2 separate regions of the Homo sapiens genome follow, and region 2 is linked to region 1. A link is a contact called in ENCODE Hi-C data. All regions are on one chromosome and are shown on one strand. Each heading gives the region's core, a stretch centred on a gene start or an enhancer-like site at or near the end of the contact. The rest is flanking DNA. Distances are from core to core; before and after follow the strand shown. Region 1 overlaps LOC105371457 (a long non-coding RNA gene). Region 2 holds the start of FCRL3 (Fc receptor like 3).

Region 1 (7,881 bases), core at 4,025-6,524:
AGCAAACAAGCTGGTGATAAATAAATGCACTGGGAATGATTAAAGAATAAATAATACTTTTTAAAATCTTGGCTTCCTATATGTATGCTTCCTATTTTTGTTACTAATTTAGTGTGTTGGCCAGGATCTAAAAACTATTGCATATGATGATGATTGCAATCATCTTGGTTCTAGCTCCAATTTGAATGGCAATTTTAGTCTTGTTTTTAAGGTGTAATATTGGCTGTCAGTCTAGAACACATTCTTTATCATGTTAAGTAAGGATTCTTCTGGCTTAAGAATAATTATTTTTGGAATGGATATTGATTTTTAATACTTATGTCAATACTTTTGACACCTGTTGTCATTATATAATTTCTTTTGTTTGTTTTTTGTTTTGAGAGACAGGGTCTCAGTCTGTTGTCCAGACTGGAGTGCAGTGGTGTGATAACAGCTGACTGCAGCCTCAACCCCCCAGGCTTAAGTGATCCTGCCACCTCAGCTTCCTGAGTAGCTGGGACTACAGGCACACAACACCACACCTGGCTAATTGTTTCTGTAGAGATGAGGTTTCGCCATGCTGCCCAGGCTGGTCGCAAACTCCTGGGCTCAAGCGATCTGCACATCTCAGCCTTCCAAAGTGCTAGGATTATGAGTCACTGTGCCTAACCAACATAGTTTCTTTTACTTAGCATTTTGATGTGTTTTTTTTTTCATATAATAACAGTGAATTTCCATATAGTCTTCAATTCTGATACAAATCCTACTTGGTAGTATTTAGTGTAAAGATTTAAATGGATTAAAACATATAAATTACTAGTGAGCACTCAACAAATACTAACATTTCTATTATCATCATTTTGGTTTTGATGTGCTGCTAAATTCTTATTTAAGAGGCCAGGAGCTTATAGTCCAAAAACATTTGCCCAGTCCCCTCTCAGCCTAGAGACTGCCTTAGGACAAAATACAACAGAAGATTTTGTGAGCATCTGAGGTTAGCGCTCAGTGCCCACCCAATCCAGGTCTAGATTCACGGTGTCCACTCACCTAGAACCAGCATCAAAGGCCACAGCAACATGAGGACCTGTCCTGGAAAACCCAAAGGAAGTTTATCTTGGAGAATGACCATACAATTCAGGTCTGAGTACAGATGCTCTCCACAGTGGCACCCATGAGCATTGCCTAGAAGATTTCGAAAAAGGGAAGCCAAGGATACTGCTATTTGCTAATTGCCTTTCTTCTGCCATGGGTCCTAAGGAAATGAAGTTGTTTTCTTGTTTTTAAGTCTTCTTAAATACAGGGTGACATTATGGCTGAAGTAGACAAGAAGCTATCCAGGAACTTTAAGACCTGCTATCCTGTTAGAAAGTTTCAAGTCTCCTTAGCTTCTGTGTCTGGGGGACTTCATTCACTCATTTAACAATTATCTACTGAGTATTCACTGTGTTTCACTGGTTGCACAGTATTGACAAAAGTGACATGATCCTTATCTTTATGTAATTTCTAGTCTAATAAGGGTAGAAAGACTTTATAGAGAATAACATGTCCTCTATTTCCTATTAGAATCTAAAAACTTGATATCTTTCGAGAGTACTTCTTATCTGCCATTTTCTATATACCATTTGGTTCCTTATAGATTCTATTTTGCCTACACCTTGCAAAAAGTCCTATGCTCTAAAAGCTATTGGCTCTCTCCTTGGGCAAAAATCTCAACTTCTTCATCACTATTAAATGAGTTAATATGTGAAAGCCCTTCAAATAGTGCCTGGCATATATGATACATAAATAAATAAAAAAGAGACGACTATTTGTCTCAAACTTGGCATGCACTAAACTGCTCCAGTCCACTTCCAGAGTATATACTGCCCAGCTTTTCCTCACCCAGTGGGTCCTTAGTGCTCCATCGATTTTACAAGTATCCCAGGTTTCTTCTATGACAGTTCCATGGCTGAGTGTGTGGCCAGTGCTCTGAAGCTTGTGGGTGACAATGATACCATAACAGTGTCCAGGAAGCTTCTTTGGAAAGAATGTAAAATGGTCTTCCCAGTAGTGGATTCTACGGTTGAATGACCCTGGCGCTTCCTGAGATATAGACAGGCCCTGAAAACAGTGTCAGGGAGACACTGAGGAGCACTATCTGTTCAGGAGCAGATGACTACCTTCCTCCTTGACCCAAATCTTATTTTTCTTTCCTTTCCCCTCATTCTCATTCCAGGTCCATCCATCAGTGCTTTTGACTGCTGAACTCAAGACATTTATTCTCTTTTCCAAAGTAGAGATTAGTTGTCTATTAGAGAGCCCATAGAGGCTCCTAAAGAGCTATTTCTTCTAGAATTAAGGAGGGTTAAGTTCTTCAATCCCAAAGACCTGTTTATCTTCTTGTAGGTGGAGGTCACTGTTCCCCGAGCCATTCTCCACACTCCTTCCCAGACTACAAGTTCACACAAACATATGGAATCAGTACGGAGTGAGGACACTTTCTGTCACATTTTTGTTAAAAACCATAAAGTGGTCTAAGACTTTACTGGAACATATTGTTACATGTAAAATGATTCAGCACATAACAACTGTTTGCACAGGTAGAACTGACTTCTTGAATTTGATATCTACTTTTTATGAAGAGATATAGATACAATTACTTCTACCTCAGACATTATTTCTATTCTTTTACTCCTCTGATTGCAGTATGTTGCAGTTGGGAGGTGGAGAAGGGAAGGTTTTGGAAATCTAAAAAGGCCTTCTCTATGCAGTCTTGCTTAAATTTCAAGTATGGTAGTAATAATAAACATAATTGTCATCATCATCATAGCTCATACTTATTAAGCACTTACTTAATGTCATGTGTTGGGCTAAGGAATTCATTTTCTTCTCAGGAAACCCCTATAAGTTAGATTATGCTGTTATTCACATGTCAGAATGTCTTCAGAGTTAAAACAAATTGCTGCATCTTGCACCTTCTTATTACTAAAGAAGAGGCACAATACCTGGTGGATATCTTTGGAATTTGTATGCAATATATCCTCATTTACGTGCACAACTCTTACCCATTTGCTGAGGAGCCCATAACACTATTAATTCTGAGTGAGGCTCAGGGCAAGAGAAGGCTCTGCAATAATTCCAGATTGCCTTGAAAGCTGCTTGACCACTTGAGACTTGTGGTGTGGTAGATCCGATGTAGCCTGAAATGACTATAGAAAATATGGATGTTGTATAGTGCTTCTAAGGGTCAGAAAAGGAAAATTAGAGCACAGACTTCTAGAATTTTAGATAAAAGTTATACTCTCTTCTGGAGATAATGTTCTTTTAGGATACAGCATCAAGTTTGCCTAGACCTTACTAAAAACTTAATACTTAACATGGGACATCAAGTGACCACGCAATCTGCAATTCGAACTGCTCATCATGAGTGGGGTTTTATGTAGCCACAAGATTGTACATGCACAGCAGCAATACATCTATATATATATGATGTATATATGACTGGGTTTAACAAGGCATAAGTAAGTTGTATGAGCAGGTGGCTCAGACTGCTAAGGTACCAACTTTTACTGCATTCCCTCCTCTCCTGCAGTTCACATCTATAGCCTCATGTGGAACTCCTTTTAACTAGATAACTACAGAAGGAAAACCAGGGCTTGCTTCACAGATGATTTAGTAAAATATGTTAGCAAAACTGGAAGTGGACTGTTGTATTACTGCAACCACAATTAGTATTGTTCTTGAAAGAAAGTGATGAAGGAAATCCTTCAAAGGGGGCAGAACTTAAAGTAGTAGCAGTAGTAATGGTCATCTACTCAGTCTGGCTTGAAACTACATTAATCCTGATTGATTCAGCCTTATAGTTGAGGTTCACTGAGCTCCCCTCCTTGGGCTAGGAAGTCTGGCTTTTTGGCTAAGGAGATAGAAACAGCCCTGGGAAAGAGAGACAGTTACAACTTTCAGAGCAGAGGTACTCAGAGGACTGGGTCAGAAACAGGCTGAAAGTTCTCCGCTCCAGCAAACAGGACATGTAGCAGAACACTCATTGCCTTCCCTCTACTGAGGGTGTGATAAACCTTAAATACTAGAGGAGAAGACCCATGCTCTACAAGTCAGCAATTAGGTAAATTAGACAATTTCAGAAAGTGGCAAATTATTTAAAAGAAACAAAATAGAAGTCAACATACGTGGGCAGAAAATATGAAACAACCAATGAAATAACTAGTATTTGAGTGGCTAGCAAATTTCAGACCTAGATCCAATCTCTTTACTTGTTTAATTCATTCAATCCTCACAAAAATCTTAAAAGATGGATATCATTGTTCCCATTTTACAGATGAGGAAACTGACGCATAGGGAGGTTGAGCAGTTTGTCCAAGGACACAGAGGGCAGGTAGAGGAGTCTGTCTGATTGCAGGGTCGAGGTAGTTCCAAGGATCCCAACAACCTCCCACTTTCTGATTCCAGCTTGTTTATGACCTTCCTGCTTAGAATTCTGACAGCTATCCATTTTCCTTTACCATAAATTACCGTTTTTACTTAAGGTTGCATAAGTGGGTCCATGTTCCCTGCTACCAAAAGAGTCCTATCAGTATTTATAAATAAAAGAGTAATTTCCACTTTCAGTAGACTTAAACCTGCATGGAGAGGAAGGCTCTTCTCTTTTCCTTATTAGCATTGGACGCCTTTCTTTCCAACAGGTCCTGAGGGACAAAAGGAGATTGTATGAAGAAATATTTGAAGGATCCGGTGGACCTGAAGCTGAAACTAAATGGCAGGGTTGGATATTGAAAGCAGATAATGATTATAATGGTATTACTTTATTCTAGGCATGGAACACGGATTTATCTGTAAAATTCCTTTTGTGCATATTTGTTTTCAGGGTCCATCTCAATGGAGTTATATCAACTACTGCACCCTGAGAAGATTTATAACATGGAATTTGGTCCATCAACAACCACTTACAAAATCTGCCTTTCCCTTTGAAGATCTCTTCTGTCTCCCTCATTGGCATTTCTCAGCAGATACGTTTATTTTGTAAGGCAGGACCTGCTCGCATAAAATGGAAAGCAGGTGACCGGAGTGGAGATGAGTGTAACCACTGCGCTTCCTTGGCCTGAGATGATAGAAGACCAAACTCTGGCAGCTGTTAGAGAGAAAGGGCTTAGATAGATATTGATGAGTCTCCTGTGCACTGGTCAGAGAGTCAGTCTTGCCCGGTGGTCATGAAGAAGGTACAGAAGTCACAGATTATTTTTTCTTCCTCATGGAGCTGCCAAAAAGGAGACACCAGAGATTAGCATAGAACTGTTAATTTTTCAATCTTTTCAGTTTGTAACCTTTGGAGAACTTTCTCAAGAACCCACTAACCACTACTTCCTCTTTTTGTGACTACTTCTCTCTGTTCTTTTTTGACTCCACATGGTGTATGTAAAGCAGCCCTATCCTAGCAGAAGGGCTGAAGAAACAGTAGCTGCTAAAGAATAATCACAGTAATTGCCCATGGACAGGAAAGAGGGTAAAGGTCCATTTTAAGAGTAGTTTGTGTAGATAGGTTCACTCAACGAATCCAAGGAAGGGAGAGATAAGAATTTATAATTGTCAGGAAGAGAAGAATTTGTAAATATGATTTTACCACAAAAAGCAGAGTAAACAGAGGAAACTGAAGCATCAAGGGAACCTGTAAGAGGCTCCTACATTGTCAGTTATATTCTTATTTATTTATTTATTTATTTATTTATTTATTTATTTATTTTTTAGTAGAGTTGGGGTTTTGCCATGTTGCCCAGGCTGCTCTTGAAATTCTGGGCTCAAGCAATCTACTGGCCTCAGCTTCCCAAAGTGCTGGGTTTATAGGCGTGAGCCACCATGCCCGGCCTTTTGTCAGTTATATTTTTGACACACATGTCTCTTCATTCATCAGCAAGGCACTGTTTTTGTCTTGGATATTAAGAGTTTTCTCCTGTAAGTGTGTAGCACAGAAAATAATTAATACTTTAATCTATATGCCACCATATTCACTTTTGCAAAAAATGAAGCTGCTCTATAGACTGGGTGGCCCAAGGGTTATAGTTCTCTTGAACGGTAACCCTCAGTCCATGATTCTGAAATGGTCTTTTTCTGTTAGCAATTCCTATTTCTAATTCTTTCTCTCCTGGACCTAATTTTATGAGGTTTTGACCATCAAAACACCACACTTTAGAGAACACAATTGGAGAAGTGACTTGTCTCCACATTACCTGTGATAATTTCTTCTCTTAATCTCAAACTCAGATGAAGTCTTGGTTCCATATTTAGAGAAGTTTCAGTAGAAGTCCTCATGTCTTAACCTATGGCTAAGCAAGATATCTTGGTAAATTAGCACATGTTCATAATCTATTAAATAACCTTGGTAGGTTAAAGATACCATAAACAAAAGTAAAAGGCAAAAGACATACCATAGATATCTATATCACACATAATTAATTAAAGATTACTATCCTTAGTTCATTAAAAAACTCACATAATTTGTTAGGAAAAGAGTATCTTAACTTGTTGAAAATGTGAAAAATTTTTATCCTAAATGGACTATTGATTAAAAAAAGAACACTCCCTGAAACACATAAGATTATATTCTACTTCACTAATAGTCAAGTAAATTAAAATTTAAACAATAAAATGTAATTTCTGTTATCATTTTTGCAAAAACAATAAAGAAAGTACAGCACCCAGTGTTGGAACTCATAAATGATTTCCTGCTGGTGCCATACAATGTAAAAACTTTCTGGATTATGAGATGCAAAGTTCCGTATACTACTTTTCACAATAAAAGTTTATTCTGAGGAAGAGAGGAAAAGATTTCATCTCAAAGTTTTTACAAAAGCAAAAAAACAAAAATATACAGAAGAATGGTAAATTAGGGTACGTATATAGATGCAGTATTATAAAGCTATTAAACTCGCGTCTTAGAAGAATATTTTTAAAGCATGAAAAGTGTTCAAATATGTAAAATAAGCATTTAATACAATTGCAGTCCAAGTACGTAAAATGCATATACACACATATGTAGATACATCCTGAATAATGCAGACCTTACTGACCAATGAGTATAAATATGTCCATTCATAGTTAAGCTAGAATTTCACTTCTGGAATAATATTGTAAATTCCCTTCAGACAAGCCATCTAACTGGTAACAATCAGACAAGCCATCCAACTGGTAACAATTATATGTTACATAAAATACAGAAAATGACTACCTGAGAATTCTGAAGAGTAAAAGAGCAGCCAGGGTGTAGTGGGGAAATGAAATTTGGAGAAGTGACTGGCATAGCAGTTAGTTTTCCATTTTTATTGTAGATTTGATTTGTGGATTTGTTTTTTGTAGCAGAGAAGGCATATTGTAGGTTGGTAAGATTTTTGGTAGCTCATTGTCTTTCTGGCCAGAGGATCTAAAAAGGGAGTCTGATTAACCGCAGTTACTAGAAGGTGGAGGGAGAATTCCATAGAGGAGAGAGCCAGAGAAGGAAGTCCCTTAATTTTCTGTGTGGTTAAATACACAAGTTCAGGCTGACACCTGAGCCATATAAGCACAGGACTGTCTAAAAGCAGTACACCAAAGAACTAAATAATTGAATTAAGATTTAAACCACCACCTATGGAAGGAAAGGCAGAGCTTACACATTGAGTCTAACTGGGTTAAATGCCTGCTAAGACAAAAAACAAAAACAAAAACAAAAACAGCATGCTGGATGTCACAGAACACAGAATCTATACAACATAACATTAAAATGTCCAAGATAAAATGAAAAGTACTCAACATACAAAGAAGCAGGAAAATGAATTCAATTTTTCAGAATAAAGACAATCAATAGATGCTAGCTTCAGATGCATCTGATGTTGGAATTATTTGATGAGAATTTTTTTAGTAGGCACAATAACTATA
Region 2 (7,881 bases), core at 2,052-4,551, 48 kb after region 1:
GAGTTCCTAGAGAGATGCATTTGTCATCTCAGCACCAGCCATCAGGAGATAGAGAAGCATGCAGAAGGAACCATCTCCCTCCCATGGCTGAGCCATAGGAGACTCTTTATGAAATTCCCACTGATAAACATCTTCCCTTTATCCCCAGTTTCCCTAACAAACCCAGTAATCCACAGGAATCTAGCCATTACCTTGAACTTGGATATTTAGGGGTTTTGAAGTTACTTCAATGTCAAGTATGTAAAACTTCCTATAAGCAGTACAATGATATTTGCTATTATCCCTGGAGACTGAATTCACTGTGATCTTCTCTAAATTATAACTATTAGGAAGCTGTTTTCCATCCTTGTAGTAAACCTTTTGATGAGTGTTTTTGTTGTCTTTCCCCTGACATCTCAGAATGACATTGTCTCCTTCAAAGACAGGATGTAAAGCCTGCAGGATCAGCCAGTCTGCAAAGAGCACAGGAGCACACTCAGGTTATCCCCTGCTGTTTCTGCCTTCACTTTCATTTCCACCCATGAGGCAAGAGCCACAGTTCTATACACACCTGCAAATGGCCCCCACCCACATTGCCATGTGGCCCCAAATACCTGATTCTTCCTTGCCCTACAAGGGTGAACCAATTCCCAGAAAATGTTCTTGAGAAATCTTCACATGTCTTTTCACAAAAGAGGAATCCCAGACTTGAACCCCTTTTTGCCTGATGGCCCCTGGGTCACCCACAATTCTTTGGAGGTAGATGGATAGACAATCCAGCATCATGCTGCTGCCCTATCTCTTTATTTTCCCCACTGGGGTCAGTGCATCAATCCCCATGTCTGCTTACAACTCTGCCTAGGATCCCTGCATTAACCCGGCCCTCAGGCATTCTGCCTGGTGGCTTGACTTTAGACACTCCCCTTCCATTCCTCACCAGGTGAAAATTCCACATGCACGGCATCACTGAGGGAGGATCCTCGGGTCTTACATTGGTAATTTCCAGGCTCTGTAATTTGGATCTTGTCATGTTTTATTTTCAACAACTTCTCATCGTGATACCAATATGTGTCTCCCTGGGCTAGGGAATGTGATATGCTGCTGCATATGAGAGCCACTTTTTCTCCTTTGAAGGCTGTGGACCATGGAGGATTGAGGAGAAGTACAGCTTTTGGGGCCACCCCTAAACAGGAAATAGAAAGATGAAGGCAGGGGAAGGTCAATGGGAGGTGGGCACAGCACATGGGGAGCCCAACCTACAGTCAGGAGTTTTCCTGGACTAATTTCCAGTCAGGACCAGGGTGGAAAATTGAGCAGAAATAACCTAGGGAAATGCCTGGGAAAGAATCTGTTCTTCCTCATCCATTTCCTGGAGGTGGGCAGAAGGGTATTATAGGGGAGAGGTCTCAGTTTCCTGGCATAGCCTCAGAAAAGCTCAGGAGATGTGATTTGCCATTGGGCAAAAACTGCGAAGGCCTCAGAATGTGGCTGATCCTGAAATTCTCTTGTCCTATACATTTCTGTCCAGATAAAGGTGAACCTGGGATGTATATACCTCAGAAGTAGTTTCTAGACTCCAGAAAATTACTTCCTACTTGTTAACACTTAAAATGAATAAGATTTTCTCACTTGTATTACTTTTATATCTCTCTTAGCTTTGAAAGTCTATGGGGAAGGCAACTTTACTCTCCATTTAAGTTGGACACAGTAAACAATGGAGGGATATAAAGAATTTAAATGGAGGAGGATGGGTTGCCTGAGAAGTCAGACTTGTGTATGGAATTGCAACTGACTGACAGGCATGGAAGTGAGGTGTGGCAGTGGCATGAGCTCTTTTTGGAGATTTATAAGGATTCTGCTGTAGCATCTTCCTCCGTGGATGGGATCTATTTCTATGTCCTTTGATAGCAGCACTAGCTTGGACATTCAGAGGGAGATGTACTAGAGAATATGGAGATCACATATGAGATTCCTTCATCATCAGCCTCTTGCCTCTGTCCTTTGCTCTGCAAGTGTTTCCTTCCTGTAGTCTGAGGAATACCGGTAATGTAGGGAGAAAAAAAAAAAAAAACCTAGAGACTGAAAAAGTCGGAGGAGGCTCTGTTCACCCAATATAGTAGCAGATGTGACCCCAGAGCATTAGCATTGCTGATGGGATGCGTGCCTGCAAGGGTTAGGGCAGGCTGTGTGGGCTGAGGGGACCAATATCCAGAGACCAGAGGGGCAGAGAGAAGGAGAAACTTACCTGATTGTTCTCTTCCAGGAGCTGTGAGGGAGCAGAAAATGACAATCAGACACTCTCCGAAACATTTTCTAACAACCTAACCACAACCACTTCTTTTGTTTTTCCTTATCATTTCTTTGCTCCCTTTTTATATCATCCAGAGCCCCTAAACAACAAAGAAAATGTCATATAATGTATTTTACAAACGTGATGGCTTATGTCCAAGGCCTGACCTCATCTCTGCTATTATTTACTTGGCCACGGCACACTTTATTCTCTCCTTCTCTTCTCTGAGTGCAGAGGCAGACAAGGACTTACAGAAATGGTTTATCCTCCTTTCGTTCCTTGGGCTCCTATTGTTCCCCTCACTTTTTCAATCTCTGATTAAATTTTGGCTTAAAACTTCTAGAAAACAGTGATGTTTCTCAGTAAACCTTCCTTCACGTGCCTAGGTTTTTAGAAGTAACTGCTCATCTGAAAAATTATTTAGTCTGAGGCTTAAGAGGGAGGGTGGGATATAGAGTTGTGGTTTGGCAGAAGGAAAAATCCAAGTTTCCTATGAGGTGAGAAAAGCAGTGGGTGAGAAACCAAGGTCAGGATATCTGGCTTGCTCTGATGGTTGCATTTGGAGCCTCTTGGTTGTCCAGGGAACCCAGCTCTGCTCACTTCCCATCCCTTGCTATCTGTCTCTGAACCCCAAGTAGAAGCAGAGATAGAAGCTCCTTGAGTTTTTCCCTGGTCACCTTTAGGAACTGAGGCCGTGGCCCCATTATAGCCCATCTACTCACTCAGGATCAGCAGCAGCAGCCACAGAAGCATGGGCACCGGCCGGGCAGAGGGTTGGGAAAGTCTGTCTCACCAAAAGCCCGACTTATCTCCAAGAAGGAGGGCAGGAAGCTGCTACTCAGATGAGACCTGCAAGAATCAGAAAAGGGAAGAAGAGCTTAGTGTCATATTTTGCTTTGGGCTCTGAAAATGTGAATGTGGCTACCTTCCTAAATGCTGTTTGTATCTCAATCCCGGTAGTGATACATTTTTAGAAGTTGGGGCTCATCTTCCATCAGCTGCAGTCTCTCAGGAGTAATGTCTCCAAGACTGTGCCTGGGTTCTCTAGAAATATCAAGTTGTGTATTTGCTAGTATTCAAATAATTCTTTCTGTATTTTTCATATGGGAAACCCCTTCACTACCTTGTCTTCACACAGCCTTTGGTTCTGCATGCAGCTCCTAATGTAGGCAAGCTTAATGAGCGTGGTGTGAATCACACAGTCAAGGTGTCAAGCATATGCCTTTTTGACTTTCACATAAGTTGTTATGAGGCTTCTGAACAGGAAAATAATACAAATGTACAGATCAAGGACTTCCCGTAATCTCACCCAGATCTGCAAATTAGGAGATAAATCAGCAAGCGTACCACCGTTTTTAAAGCCAAAGCCCTTCTCAGAAAGGGCTTTGCAATCAAAGAGGTTCCACCCCATTATTTTGTTTCAGGTCCTTTGTGTTTTTTTCACAGTGTTTATAACAATTTGCAATTATTTTCTCTATTTCCTTGTTTGCTTTCGTGTCTTCTTTCCCACTAACATTTAAGGGCCCCTTTTCTTACCCCTTATATCCCCCGCACCTCTAACTGTTCTTTCTTGAAAGCATTCCTTTAGTAAGTATTATTTGAGGGACTATTGAATAAAAACTCTGAACCAGTGTTTCTCAACCATTTTTTCGTTATTGCTCCCCTAAGGATCTTTTTTAGACAATTTTGTTTTTAGCCACCCCCTTTTTCCATGAAAATTTAATACCACAAATATACTATGTATGTGTTTATGTGCTGCATGTATAGCTGTGTTTGATACATTAAAAAATTAGTTTTTTTCATCTTCCCAAGAGTCAATTCTTGCCCCTTTGAAGGTGATATAACTTCTGTTAGGAAGGCGTGTTTTAGACTTAGAGGTAAGCCATTCTTGGGAATCTACCTACCAGGATAAAGTTGTCATCATTCAGATACCTTTACATTAGAAATGGGAGATGATCTCAGATCAAATGTCCCATCCTCAGGGTGCCCAACCTTGGCAGGTAATGGAAAGAGGGTCCTCTTTTTTAACAAATATTATTATGTTCTTTCTCCCATGGAAGTCACCAAATTTTATCATTCTCTATATGTTTATGTGATTGTATAATGCCTATTTTTCTCATTAGATAGTATTACAAGGTTTGGGAACAAGCCTGGTTTGTTCTTCATTTTGTTTCAATGCCTAACAGAGCACTTGTCACATACCAATTTGTCAATAAGGACTTGCCAAATGAACGACCAACAAACAGTAAGGAACAGGATGACAATAGAAGAGGATTGGATGTGTTTCAATGTGTGCTTAGTCATTCCTGGTTAGAGATTTCTCCAATATTCTGGAGAAGATATATTGGTTATATCAATTTATTTAAATTAAATTAAATTATTTATTTAAACTATACCCAGTTAATCCACACTACAGGGTCTTTGTAAACTTGTAATTGTAGAGTATGGTGCCACATCTACTGAGAGGTATTCTCTGACCTCCCACATTTGGGCTGGGTGTTCCTCTCATGTGCATCAATAACACTTGGATTTCCTTCACTCCAGAACCGATCACAGTGAACTGAAACATCCTGTCCCTTTGATGGTATTCCTCAATGATCTAAGTATCTTTAGGGAAGGGAGCGGTTAGGGCTTATTTTTTATTTCTCTGAGGACAGCATGCTCATCAACAAAAGGAAGGTTCAGTGGGATATGGATAGCTTCGAGATTCAGTGTGTCATTTCAGACTAATTCAAAATATGAATAAACCTCAAATATACTTCATGCTCAAAGGTGACGATGTTGTTGATGACTCTGAAGTATTGTTTCCTGTGGTTGGAAAGATATGCTCAGAAAAGAGTATTTTGAATTTAATTGCTCATCTGTAGCCAAAAATGTTACATTTTTCTACGTCTCTCTCTGAAGACAGGAACTATGTCATATTCACATTATTCTAGCACCTAGCACAGTGCCTAACACTCAGTAGAGGATTGCCAGATAAAATGCAAGGGTCTCATTTAAATTTGTATTTCAAATAAAAAACAAATAATTTTTACTATAATTATGTTCCATACAATACTTGGGATATGTATGAGTTCGTTTTCATGCTGCTGATAAAGACGTAACAAGACTGGGCAATTTACAAAATAAAGAGGTTTATTGGACTTACAGTTCCACATGGCTGGGGAGGCCTCACAATCATGGCAGAAGGCAAGGAGGAGCAAGTCACATCTTACATGAATGGCAGCAGGCAAAGAGAGAATGAGAGCCAAGCGAAATGGGTTTCCCCTTATCAAACCATCAGATCTCGTGAGATTTACTCACTACCAGAAGAACAGTATGGAGAAAACTGTCCCCAGGATTCAATTATTTCTCACTGGGTCCCTCCCACAACACATGGGAGTTATGGGAGTACAGTTCAAGATGAGATTTGGGTGGAGACATGGAGCCATATCAGGATATAATTGCATTTAAAAAGTAGTCACTGTTTATCTGAAATACAAATGTAACTAGGAGTCCCATATTTTTATTTGCTAAATACGCCAAATCTAATTGAACAGAATAACTTTTCATTTGCCTGAATATATTAATGAATGGTTGTGTTGGGGGGACATCTATTTTCTTCCATGTGCATGCAACTCCTACTCCTGTTCCTCCTTCTGCTCCTTAACTCACTCCATCCTGGAAGAAGTGACGTGCCTTATGTGATCAGTAAATTTGGGAAGAATAATTGAGTCATGATAAACTTATTATTATTATTACTATAATTTTTTGAGAAAGAGTCTCACTTTGTTGCCCAGGCTGGAGTGCAGTGGCACAATCTCGGCTCACTGCAAACTCTGCATCCTGGATTCAAGCGATTCTGGTGCCTCAGCCTCCCGAGTAGCTGGGACTATAGGCACGTGCCACCACGCCCAGCTAATTTTTGTATTCTTAGTAGATACTGGGTTTCACCATGCTGGCCAGGATGGTCTCGATCTCCTGACCTCATGATCCACCCACTCGGCCTCCCAAAGTGCAGGGATTACAGGCATGAGCCACCGCACCTGGCCCCATGCTAAACTTAACTCCATGCTCTTCCCCCTGGATGCAACTCTACTGGCAGAAGGGTTTATGAACAAGTATACGCCTTCCCCTGTGTGGAGATTTAAGTGGGGAGGGAGTGAGGGAGTCTAAAGTTCCAGAGCAAATTTTCAGAGACACAAACAATTGGGGCATGGGTTTAGATGTAAAAGAACTAAAAACAAAAGAACAAATGTATGAGAGCTATATATTTACAAGGAGAGGCTTTTGGTGGGAAGAGATCCTGTCATTCTCAGCCTTGGGATTTGTTTAGTAAGAGAGACGGGCATTTTCCAGATTGTAGAGGCCTATTCTGAGCCACCTTTTATACTTAACTACTGAGCCTGGGCAAGATGCTTGCAGTCTTAGGGCATATGGTTTTGTGACACGACTTGTGGTGGCTTTGTTCATAGGTCAGTGGTTGTTTCTATAGAGGCAGGACTGTACCCATGAATGTCAATAAGCAAAAGGCACAAGAAACTTGTGAGGGCCTTCAAGATTGCTGCGAAGCCCTTGTAAGCAGGGACAGACAAGGCAAGGGCTTACGTATGGGCAGTAAGTGCTTGGAAGGACACAAGTGCTGCCTGGCAACAGAACTTTGGGGGCTGCAAGATGGTTCAACAGAGGCCCACAGTAGGCACAGTCACATTTTCTAGGTAGTCATAGCTGAAGCAGATAGTCTTTTGTTTTGTTTTTTTTGGGGGGAGGGAGGGGCAAAAATAGAAATCTCTAAAGCATTTTTAGGCACTGGTGACTGGAATAATATTTTTGGCTCCAAGATTCCTTGTATGCTACAAAACACCAATGAGAATCTAGTTTTAAATTGCTAGAATGAAGCCTAGAAAAGCTTCCCATGTCTCAGTCACCCCAAATCTCACCCTGCTTTCAGGTCCAAGCAGCAAACTGGATGGATTACTCTTGAATTCATGTGGCATTCTCTTGGCTCAAGGGTGGAAAACATTTAAACAATTACTGACATGATTACATAGTTATTGTAGGTGGCTTAATTTTTTAATTCTTTCATATACAGATGGGGCTGTGCTCCCCAGACTGGTCCTGAACTCCTAGACTCAAACAATCCACCCACCTCTGCCTCCCAAAGTGCTGGGGCTCCAGGTGTGAGGAAACACACCTGGTCAGTTATATTTTCTAACTGAACTAAATGTAAGTACAAGGTGAAAATATTCCCTAGGAGACAGTCTTCTTAGGCCAGTACAATTCCATATCAAGCAGAGGTTGGTCTGCTCACTTGAGAGAGTAGATGCTGTGTCACATAAGAGGTCCCTCACTGAATTCAGAGCTGAGGTGTCAGGAGCACTTCACTCAAAGAGGAAGTGAAAATCAAGATGCTTTGAATAGATTCAATGGAAAAGAAAGACACAAAATGTTATTTTAACATAGGTTCCTTCAATGTCTAGTTTATTGAGAGGTTTTAACATGAAGAGATGTTGAATTTTATTGAAGGCCTTTTCTGCATTTGAGATAATCATGTGGCTTTTGTCTTTAGTTCTGTTTATGGGATGAATCACATTTATTGATTTGCATATGTTGAACCTTGCATCCTAGGGCAT

The links. Hi-C counts contacts between places; a loop is a spot of excess contacts on that map. Pooled maps may share reads with other maps.
Region 2: a map of A673 shows a loop between it and region 1 (9-fold over the local background). The contact joins the promoter of FCRL3 here to the enhancer-like site in region 1. A Hi-C loop is called at or near these places in 2 of 168 maps with a recorded cell type or tissue (A673 and B cell) and 2 of 50 pooled maps.

Annotation. Positions count from the first base shown.
Region 1 is chr1:157,647,982-157,655,862 of GRCh38, forward strand. LOC105371457 (a long non-coding RNA gene) reads right to left here. Exons shown (of 3, transcript XR_922184.3): 2 at 6,198-6,293; 3 at 4,203-5,230. Among named protein-coding and RNA genes, the nearest start is that of FCRL3-AS1, 44 kb to the right of the region's middle. Within about 2 kb of position 5,275, at least 3 of the 41 ENCODE cell types and tissues checked have a DNase peak (open chromatin) inside an H3K27ac peak, as active enhancers do; they include B cell, where a contact is called at or near this core.
Region 2 is chr1:157,697,468-157,705,348 of GRCh38, forward strand. It overlaps FCRL3 (Fc receptor like 3), which reads right to left and starts at 3,302. Exons shown (of 15, transcript NM_052939.4): 1 at 3,195-3,302; 2 at 2,992-3,118; 3 at 2,225-2,245; 4 at 917-1,162; 5 at 192-452. The coding sequence starts at 3,022.